Linked DNA regions of Homo sapiens: region 1 is linked to region 2. Evidence: chromatin loops called from intact Hi-C (ENCODE). Cell type or tissue: ascending aorta. All regions are shown on one strand. Links, peaks and the distances in the headings refer to the core of each region. The heading gives the core; the rest is flanking DNA.

Evidence for each region. Peaks named below come from ENCODE experiments on the same cell type or tissue, not always from the same donor. Only the 100,000 strongest peaks of a DNase experiment are listed, where the experiment ranks them.
Region 1: it touches region 2 in a loop (2.8-fold over the local background); 4 of 110 quality-filtered maps call a loop at or near these places.

The regions. Positions count from the first base shown.
Region 1 is chr2:39,161,928-39,167,308 of GRCh38, forward strand. No RefSeq gene overlaps it. Among named protein-coding and RNA genes, the nearest start is that of SOS1, 44 kb to the left of the region's middle. In ascending aorta, for the core only: no CTCF peak of the experiment used is centred there; a DNase peak (open chromatin) is centred at 2,301; H3K27ac peaks cover 864 bases.
Region 2 is chr2:39,225,991-39,231,371 of GRCh38, forward strand. It overlaps CDKL4 (cyclin dependent kinase like 4), which reads right to left. Exons shown (of 10, transcript NM_001397900.1): 2 at 3,375-3,598. The coding sequence starts at 3,542. Among named protein-coding and RNA genes, the nearest start is that of CDKL4, 15 kb to the right of the region's middle. In ascending aorta, for the core only: CTCF peaks have their summits at 2,298 (motif pointing left) and 4,065 (motif pointing left); DNase peaks (open chromatin) are centred at 2,271 and 4,091; H3K4me3 peaks cover 868 bases; H3K27ac peaks cover 356 bases.

The DNA.
Region 1 (5,381 bases), core at 107-5,106, 64 kb before region 2:
TCACCATGTTGACCAGGCTGGTCTCGAACTCCTGACCTCAAGTGGTCCACCCACCTTGGCCTCCCAAAGTGCTAGGATTACAGGCGTGAGCCACTGCCCCGGCCTGTTATGTCGTTTCACAAAGTGTCTTAGCTGGAAGGATCCTTAAAATCATCTAATGTAGCTCCATACCCCTTGTTACAGACTGAGGGGCCAGCGAGAGAAGCAGACATACCCAATGCCGTGAGGTTAGGTAGCAGAGGTGGCCCTAGATCCCAGCCAAGGTGTTTTCCACTTTCCTACACTGCTTTGATGGATTTCTTTGGAAGAACAGATGGCCAAGGTCTGAGTTGGTAAATTTCCAAAGCAGACACGGTTTGCTATAGGCAAATTTCCAGCTTCTCTGTTTCTCTCTTGTGGTGCCCTCCAATCCCAACCCCTAAGAAAAGCCCCAGCACCCTCCTGTTGTCCTCTGGTCACCCAACAGTCCCATCGCCCCAGCCCCACATCCATTTTCTCAGCATACCGATGACAAACAGCTCTTGGGAAAGCTATCCCTTTAAAACTGGTACTTAATCTCCCTAATCTTCTCAGTGGGATTGCTTTGAAACTCTAACTTCTAATTACATTCTAATTTTTAAATGTTAAATATTTAAAGCAGAACGAGAAAGGGATTTTTAGTCTCTTCTAGGCCAACCAGTCAATAGTGCAGATTTAGTTATGGTCTTGCTCAATTTCAAGTCAAAAAGGGCTCAACAAGAAGGGAAAAGCAAGCTGGTATGCAGACACTTTGTTGTAGGTGGGAAGTACTCTGAGCTCTCAGGGTGTGAACCCAGTAGAGCTCTCAGGAGTTTGGGGCGGTAGCAGCCTTGGGTTACATCTGGAAATTGTATTTGGAAATTGAAGAGGGGAATTCCAATGAATGCCTTGAAGTCAATTCATGACTAAGAATGCTTAATTAATTAATTAAGACAGAGTCTTGCTCTGTTGCCCAGGCTGGAGTGCAGTGGCACGATCTCGGCTCACTGCAGCCTCCACCTCCTGAGTTCAAGCGATTCTCCTGCCTCAGCCTCCCAAGTAGCTGGGATTACAGGCATGTACCACCACACCTGGCTAATTTTTATATTTTTAGTAGAGACAGGGTTTCACCATGTTGCCCAGGCTGGTCTTGAACTCCTGACCTCAACTGATCCGCCCACCTCAGCCCCCCAAAGTGTTGGGTTTACAGGCGTGAGCCACTTTGCCTGGACAAGAACCCATAATTTAGAGGGAATATTTGATGGAGTCAATTTTGGTGAGGGATTGTTTTTCCCAAATGGGATTACCTTTAAAAATAAGAAGGTGTACAGCATCCAGAGAGATATCAATCTTTAAAATATATTGTAGGGATTTATTTGAATTCAACCTAAGGTTATTTTCAAATGTAGTTTATATAAAATAGTGCTGGTTTTTACAGGGAGTTCTTATATTAGACACAATTAAATATGGAGTGATTTTCTCTGATCTGGAAATTGTAGGTAGTAGAAGGGGGAGATTAGCAAATTTGGGAAGAAGGAAATTGGATAATGGAACTGGTCTTTGTCAGAGCAGAGAGTAGAATACTGGGGATTGGATGAAGGATGAAACTGATGAATAGGAAAGGCATTCAAATCCAAGAAAAGTAGATATTAGCTGGAGAGGAGATTAATTAGGAAAGAGGAAGGAGGAACAGCGGAAAAAAGATCTTGAAATGGGGACTTCTTCAAGATAAATAACAGGTAGGGATTTTTTTTTTTTTTTTTTTTGGAGACAGAGTCTCGCTCTGTCGCCCTGGCTGGAGTGCAGTGGCTCAGTCTCAGCTCAGTGCAACCTCCAGGATTACAGGTGTGTACCACCATGTCCAGCTAAATTTTGTACTTTTAGTAGAGATGGGGTTTCACCATGTTGGCCAGGCTGATCTTGAACTCCTGACCTCAAGTGATCCACCCTTCTGGGCCTCCCAAAGTGCTGGGATTACAGGTGGGCACCACCACACCCTGCCATAAGCATGGATTCTTTCTAGCTAGTACTTTCTTTTCTTTTCTTTTCTTTTTTTGAGACAGGGTCTTGCTCTGTTGCTTAGGCTGGAGGGCAGTGGTTTGATCACAGCTCACCGCAGCCTCCATCTCCTGGTCTCAAGTCATCCTCCCACCTTAGCCTCCCTAGTATTAATAGTTGGGACTACAGGTGTGTGCCACCATGCCTGGCTAATTTTTTCATCTTTCGTACAGATGGGGTCTCACCACGTTGCCCAAGCTGGTGGCCTCAGTCTCCCAAAGTGCTGGGATTACAGGCATGAGTCAGCACCCCTGGCCACCAGCTAGTACTTCTAATGGTTCCTTTTCTATTTTTTTCACTACAACTATTTCTCAAGGATTAGAACTGAATTTTCTTCTTACTCATAGCACTTCCTCACTGTCTCAGGAAAATAAATTGCTCATATGATTTTAGTGGCCAGAATATACAGCTTTAATTAAGATTTGTGTTTCTGGGCTGAGTGCTGTGGCTCACGCCTGTAATCCCAGCACTTTGAGAAGCCGAAGTGGACACATAGCTTGAGCTCAGGAGTTCAGGACCAGCCTGGGCAACATGGTGAAACCCTGTCTCTACTAAAAATACAAAAATTAGCTGGGCATAGTGGTGTGCATCTGTAGTCCCAGCTGCTCAGGAGGCTGAGGTGGGAGGATGGCTTGAGCCAGGAGGCGGAGGTTGCAGTGAGCCAAAATCACGCCACTGCACTCCAGCCTGGGTGACAGAGTGAGACCCTGTCTGAAAAAAAAAAAAAAAAAAAAAAATTTGTGGTTCTAGCCCAGATCTCCTATTCTTTCCCTAATTGTTTTTTTTTACAGCTAATCACTATAAGAAACACAATGACTGTCTAATAGACACAACATTAAATTCGTTTTGTGTCTTCCAAACCAAAAATATTTTTTCTTCAAAACTTAGTGGTACCACCCCAGCCAACTCTTCTATCTCTGATCATTCCAATCCCTCAGGAGATCTCTTGGAGTCACAGTCAGATTTATTTCATGATGTTCCTGTTGGTGTTTTCTTCAAGTTTTCTGGTGAGGTCTTATGTCTTTCAGGTTAAGTTTGTTAGGCTGTTTCCTCTCGGTGGCTGCGTATCCATTGAGGGCTGATTTTCTCCAGGTGATAGTGTTTGCTAAACAATAAGCAAACTTTTTCAAAGAGCGTCAATGAACTAAATTGGTGTAAAGAAAATAACCTGACATATTTTTTTTGCTGTAAGATAAGAGCCTTTTCATATTAGGAATGTAAAAACCACCAAATGGAAGATACAAGCAATTGAGTAAGATGAGGTTTCATGCTTCTTTGGGAGGGAACATGGCAACTACTGCATTAAAAAAAATTCTATGAGGGCGCTTATGGTAGCTCTCGCCTGTAATCCCAGCACTTTGGGAGGCTAAGGCAGGAGGAGAGCTTGAGGCCAGGAGTTCAACTGGCCTGGGCAACATAGTGAGAACCCCCGTCTCTACAAAAAAAAAAAGCCATGCCCAGCTACTTGGGTGACTGAGGTGGGAGGATCACTTGAGCCCAGAAGTTTAAGGCCAGCCTGGGCAACAATATTGAGACTCCTGTTCCTTCAATTTTTTTTTTTTTGAGACTGAATTTTGCTCTTGTTGCCCAGGCTAGAGTGCAGTGGCACAATCTTGGCTCACTGCAACCTCCGCCTTCTGGTTTCAAGCAATTCTCCTGCCTCAGCCTCCCAATTCACTGGGATTACAAGTGCCCGCCACCATGCCCAGCTAATTTTTTTGTATGTTTTAGTAGAGACAGGGTTTCACCATGTTGGTCAGGCTGGTCTCAAACTGCTGACCTCATGATCCACCTGCCTCAGCCTCCCAAAGTGCTGGGATTATAGGCGTAAGCCACTGCGCCCGGCCCTTGAGACTCCTGTTCCTTAAAAAAGAAAAAAACAAAAATGGAAGTTTCCTTTTAGGCCACTGTAAAAACTTGAGCAAATTTCTTTTTTCTTTTTTTTTTTTTTTTTGAGACGTAGTCTCACTCTGTGCCCAGGCTGGAGTGCAGTGGCGAGATCTCGGCTCACTGCAAGCTCCACCTCCCAGGTTCACGCCGTTCTCCTGCCTCAGCCTCCCGAGTAGCTGGGACTACAGGCGCCCGCCATCACGCCTGGCTAATTTTTTTTTTTAAATATTTTTAGTAGAGACGGGGTTTCACTGTGCTAGCCAGGATGGTCTCGATCTCCTGACCTTGTGATCCGCCCACCTTGGCCTCCCAAAGTGCTGGCATTACAGGTGTGAGCCACCGCACCCAGCAAACTTGAGCGAATTTCTAGCATGTGTTCATATATTTGGTAAAATACAATGTTTGGACCATTTCTTTAATACACTGCTTTAGATTTCCCCTATATGGTGCTTACACATGTTTTATGAGACCCTTGGAAGTATAGCAGCCTTGACTGGGTAGGTGGTGGGGACAGACTCCCTGGAATGTACTTAGAGTTCTAGGTTAAATAACATCAGATCTTACGCCTTATCTTAACTGTGCATATTATTTGGGAATGTGTTCAATTGTAATGCAATCTAAAAACATACTCTGTTTTGGCTGGGCGCGGTGGCTCACGCCTGTAATCCCAGCACTTTGGGAGGCCGAGGCGGGTGGAATGCCTGAGCTCAGGAGTTTGCAACCAGCCTGGGCAACACGGTGAAACCGTCTCTACTAAAATACAGAAAATTAGCCAGGGGTGGCGGTGTGTGCCTGTAGTCTCAGCTACTTGGGAGGCTGAGGCAGGAGAATTGCTTGAACCTGGGAGGCAGAGGTTGCAGTGAGCCAAGATTGTGCCACTGCACTCCAGCCTGGGCAACAGAGTGAGACTCTTGTCTCAAAAAAAAAAAAAAAAAAAAAAATTATATATATATATATATATATATATATATATATATATATACTGACACTCTGTTTCAGTTATGTATTGCTGCATAACAAATCATCCCAAAATTTAGTGGCTTAAAACAACGATTTATTATATCTCACAATTCTGTGGGTTGGTTAGGCTCGGCTGGGCAGTTAACCTATTCCACTTGGTGCTGGCTGGGGACCCTTGTTTGCCTATACTCGGCGGGTGGCTACGTGGAGTTGGAAGGTCCAGGAAGGCTTCACTCATGTGTCTGGCCCTTTAAGTGCTTCTCCAAGGGTCTCTGTCTCTCTCCATGTGGTATCTTAATAGTCCAGCCTAAGCTCTTTTGCAGCAGGGGAGCTGGCTTCCCTAGAGAGAGGGAACAGAAGCTGCCAGGCCCTCCAAGGGCTAGGTCCAGAAATGGCACAGCATCACCTCTGCTGCATTCTGTGTGCCTCAGGAGATCACAAGGCCAGCTTGGACTGAAGGTAGGGACAGAGGAGGA
Region 2 (5,381 bases), core at 286-5,285:
GATCTGTTACTAGTAAAAGCTTCTACCCAGACCCCTTAAAGAAACTTAAAGTTGGAAGAAATTTAAGATTCATCCAATGTACCTATAATAAGTGGTAACAAAATTGCTTGAATCTCTCTGGTGATAGCAAGTAAAGTATGTAACTTAAAATACTGCAATAAAACAAAAAACACTTTATGTATTTTATGGAAATTCTATATATACAAGTCATAAAATAACCTGAGTAGAAAATTGAGGAAATGAAATTATTAAGGACTATAAAAATAATCAATATCCACTCAGCTTACATATTGCCATGGATTTTATGGATTTAAATCCAGTCTGGATTCTAGTGTTGACTCCCAGTAATACTTGTTCCTAACCATCAAATCGGAATAAACTGTCTATTCTAGAAGTCCCCACAATTAGTCTGTGTTTTAAATTTACTTATTTATATTTATATAAATTATATATATTATATATATATTATATATATTATATATATATAATATATATTATATATTTTCAGCATTGTTCTTTGATTCTGTTGTTCTCTCTTATGCATAGATATTTTGTGTGTTAAATTCTATTCCCAAACTGACGCATTTCACAAGACAGCCTCTGTTTAATATCGCAAACCCAAGGAAAAATGCTGATTAGGTAGGACAGACCATCACTACAGCGATTAGATAATTTTATCTTCCAAACTAGGGTAATGGGTAGAAGCCAGGACTATCGTAGGCAAACCAGCACATATGGTCACTCCGTCTGTAACTAGGGTGACCACATAATTCAGCATACACACCAGGACACTTTTTTTTTTTCCTTGCTCTGTCGCCCAGGCTGAAGTGCAGTGGCGCCATCTCGGCTCACTACAACCTCCGCCTCCTGGTTCCAAGTGATGCTCATGCCTTAGCCTTTGCTGTAGCTGGGACTACAGGTGGGTGCTACCACGCCTGGCTAATTTTTGTATTTTTAGTAGAGATGGGGTTTCACCATGTTGGACAGGCTGGTCTCACGTGGACAGGCTGGTCTCAAACTGCTGACCTCAAGCAATCCATCTGCCTCGGCTTCTCAATGTGCTCGGATTACAGGCGTGAGCCATTGGGCCTGGCCACACCAGGACACTTTTGAAAGGGGATGTGAACCAGGCAGGACACTGGGACAAAAACTATAAAGCAGAACTCTCTTGGGCAAATCAGGATACATGATCACTCTTATTCCTAACCCATCTTCCCTGTTGTTTTCCCAGTATAGTAGACAAATCAACTTTCCAAACTCTCTTCCATTTACCCAGAAAGATACTGAGAGAGAACACAGCATTTTGCATATAGTAGAAGCTCAACAAATAACAGGCCCAGTAGAAAATTTTAGGTACAGAGACTCACAATGCATGCCTCTACCTCAGTATCTATTAACGTAAGCATGGCTTGACCAAAACAAATGTCACCCTAAAACTGTGTGCCTGCTGCTCCACAGCTGGGGAAAAGAGAATCCATTATACATTAAAAATATGCCCAGGCTGAGGCAGGAGGATCGCGTGAACCTAGGAGTTCGAGATCAGCCTAAGCAACATACTGAGACCCCATCTCTCTAAGGGAAAAAAAAGAGAGAAGCCCAAAGCACCAAACCAATTTGTTTTCTATGTGCTCCACTGCCTAAAAGAGCAGAAAGGCAAAGAGTGGAAGAGACTAGGTCATCTAAAAAGCCAGTGGCTTTGTGCCGCTGCAAAACCACAGTATGGAAGCAAAGCAGGATCTCTACTAGGGGAGTAAAAGATTTACAGATACTACAGTTTGATGCAATGTCAAGGTTAAACCTGGTCCAATCTCCTGTCTTTGGGTAGGTCAGCAATTTATACCGCCTTTGCAAATGAAGTTAACCTAGCCCAGGAAAACAGTAACTTGCCTAAAGAAAAACAGGTGGTAAGGACAGAGAGGCAAGCAATTTAAATAACAAGACTATGTGAGGAAAGGAAGGTCGACTGATCACAGAAGGAGCTGTTCAGGACCTACATGGACACAACATACCAAAAGCAGAAAGATGGACGTTCTGACATTCTGAGGGCCTTCATCAGAGACCAAGCTGAGTCATAATCAGGCTAGTTTTTACCTTACAGCCTCATTCTCCAGTTGGGCACTTGTAATGCAGAAGGTACTACCTGAGCATTAACTTTATCTGAAGACTTGGGACGGAGAGGCTGACAGGTAAAAGCATTATTTTTATTAGAAAGCCACACTGCTTGGTTCAGACCCGCCCTGCAGCTTAGCTCAGTGAGGGTGCCAGAGCTGGCTAGCTGACCGGCGCGCCCTCTGCTGGCTGAGAGGTAAGAGTGAACTTTTTTTTATCATGATGGATGTGTTCCTGAAGACTGTATCAAGTTATATTTCAAACAAAACCCTAGTGTGTATTAGTTGAGGAAACCTGTGGGAAATAATATTTGAAAATGAGAGAAAACATGATAATTATTAGTGATAATTATTATCCTCCCTTACAAACTGAATTTCTGGGGATTTTCTAAAAACAGACGACGTGTCAAAAATGAAGGTTGCCTGTGTGTCCTTGAAATCACAGGGTCTTGTCACATAATGTGTAGCCCACAAACCAGCAGCTTCCGCACTTCCTGCGTACTCAGAAATGCAGAATCTCGGGCCCACCCCAGACCTCCCAACTCAGAATCTGCATTTCAACAAGGTCCCCGGGGATTCCAATGCATATTAACATTTGAGAAGTGCTGCCCCAGACCTCCGTTTCCTCTGCGGAAAATATGGTTGTTAGATAAGAAGCATCTCTACGGTCGCTTATAGATCTAAAACTGTAAGATATTTAGCGTAAGAAAAAATTTACATTGAGAACTTAGGAATCTTACATGTCAAATCTTATCAGAGTGAAAACAATTATAACAAAAACCTTTATGTAAAAAATGTGTACGTTACCGGGGGTGCTATTCAGTATGTCTAAGAACCTGGGGTGCAGTGCAGGCAGGAACCAACGCATGTCGATGCCTACCAGGGCATTGGTGCGGTCCTGTGGGACTGACTCTCTGTGCCAGGAGGTGCTCTTTTAGTTGCTGGTTGGTAGGGGAAGTATTTGGAGGGATATCCAGAGGAGGGCCAGGGTTGGGGGCGAGCGTAAACACTGGGGTGAGTGGACTTAGGATATTTACTAACAAGAATAAAAGTTCTTTTCAGTATAACAATCTATAGCTGTATTCATACACAGACAAAATCAGAGTGGCCGAAGTCCAAAGTGATAATCAACTTATTACCCAAAGGTGCTGATACAAAGGAATTTAAGTCCAATGGGGGGAAAATAACTTTAAAATTCTTTGCAATTTTAACATGCATATTTCACTCAATTCCATGATATTTTACATATATATAAAGTTAACTTACCTTCAACATACGTATTTCTCTTAGTGCTATTTTCTTAACAACAGGATCATCTTCAGATTCCACAAATTTTTTAACAGCTACTACTTGTCCAGAGGTTTTGTTTCTGCATTTGAATACAACCCCATAAGACCCTTCTCCAGTCTTAGCTAATTTTTCATACTTTTCCATTATAGCTGAAGTGACTTAAATTATTGTATCGATTGACTTGCAGTACAATGCTGCACCTGGAAAATAAGGTAGACTTGCCTTAATCAAGCTATAAAAGACAATGTTCTCACAGGTTATATACAACCAATTTGTCCACATGCCAAAGGTTTATATTCATCAATTAATTGGAAATCCACTTAAAAATATTTGGATATTATTTTGTTAGTTTAGTTTAGTCCTCTGCAGCTCTTCCAGCTATCAAAAGATTTCATATGCTATTTCTGACAATGGTTCTATGTTGACCTCAGTTGAACTAAAAGAATTTGTGGAAAGGAAACTTATCCCATCTATTGTTTTCATTATGCTCAAGCAAACAACTGAAATATGATGCTGTAAAATCCAGCTGAAGGAACATTTCATACTCTGGAATATGCTGTTTATCTTTTCTCTTCTAACCCAAGTGCATACACAATGACTAGGAGGAGTTGTGTAAGAAGACATGGTACAAAAAGTGCTATACTTCCACCTGGTGGAGAGAAGAAAGAGCGTGGGCCATTGAACAAAGCAGTCTTTAAAAACAATAACAGGCCAGGCACAGTGGCTCAAGCCTGTAATCCCAGAACTTTGGAAGGCCAAGGTGGGTGGATCACCTGAGGTTGGGAGTTCAAGACCAGCCTAACCAATATGGAGAAATCCCATCTCTACTAAAAATACAAAATTAGCCAGGTGTGGTGGCACATGCCTGTAATCCCAGCTACTCAGGAGGCCCTTGAACCCAGCTGAGATTGTGCCATTGCACTCCAGCTTGGGCAACAAGAGTGAAACTCTGTCTGAAAAACACAAAACAATAACAGAATCCTTTTAGGGTATTTATTGCTCCTAGCTTTTATTTTCATGGAAGAACAGATTCTTAAGTTCTTAGCCCCAAAAGAAAATAATAAACACAAAGAAAGCATTCATTCTTATGAATTCTTTCACATCTCTAGTGATTTCTATGGAAATACTGGGTTTTTCTGTTTTGTGTCATCCATTCTTGAATGAATGTTTTGGTGACCGAATTAAATATTACATGATGACTAAGGCCAACATATTTAAATAAATCAGTCTAAGAATTAAAAATAGAAAAATTCTAATTAGTCTCAAAAACCCCACCCCACTTTATCCAGCAGAATCTTGTTAATATAACCTAATAACAATTACAATAATAATGGCACTTAACATTGTTCTATACAAATTACATAGAATGTGCACAAATATTCTATGAAGTAGGTGTTATTTTTATCCAATTATACAGATGAGAAAAGACACAGTGAAGGTAATACAGAATTAGAACCCACGGAGTGAGATTTCAAAGAACACAATTTTAATCACTACATTACACAGCCTCTCAGTTAAGTGCAAAAGAATGCATAATTCAGCCAGGCATAGTGGCTCACACTTGTAATCCCAGAACTCTGGGAGGTCGAGGCAGGTGGATCACCTGAGGTCAGGAGTTCGAGACCAGCCTGGCCAACATGGTGAAACCCTGTCTCTACTAAAAACACCAAAAAATTACCCGGGTGTGGTGGCACAGGCCTGTAATCCCAGCTACTTAGGAGGCTGAGGCAGGAGAATCTCTTGAACCCTGGAGGTGGAGGTTGCAGTGAGCTGAGATCGCACCACTGCACTCCAGCCTGGGAGACAGAGCAAGGCTCCATCTCAAAAACAAAAACAAACAAACAAACAAACAAACAAAAAGAATGTATAATTCGAAGAACCACTTTATCCAGGTCTTGGTATTAACAAAATGTCAAGTGAAAAAGTTGACTACTTGTAAATTTCTCTTGTTTCAAATGAGTACACATTTTTTAAAACTTCTCT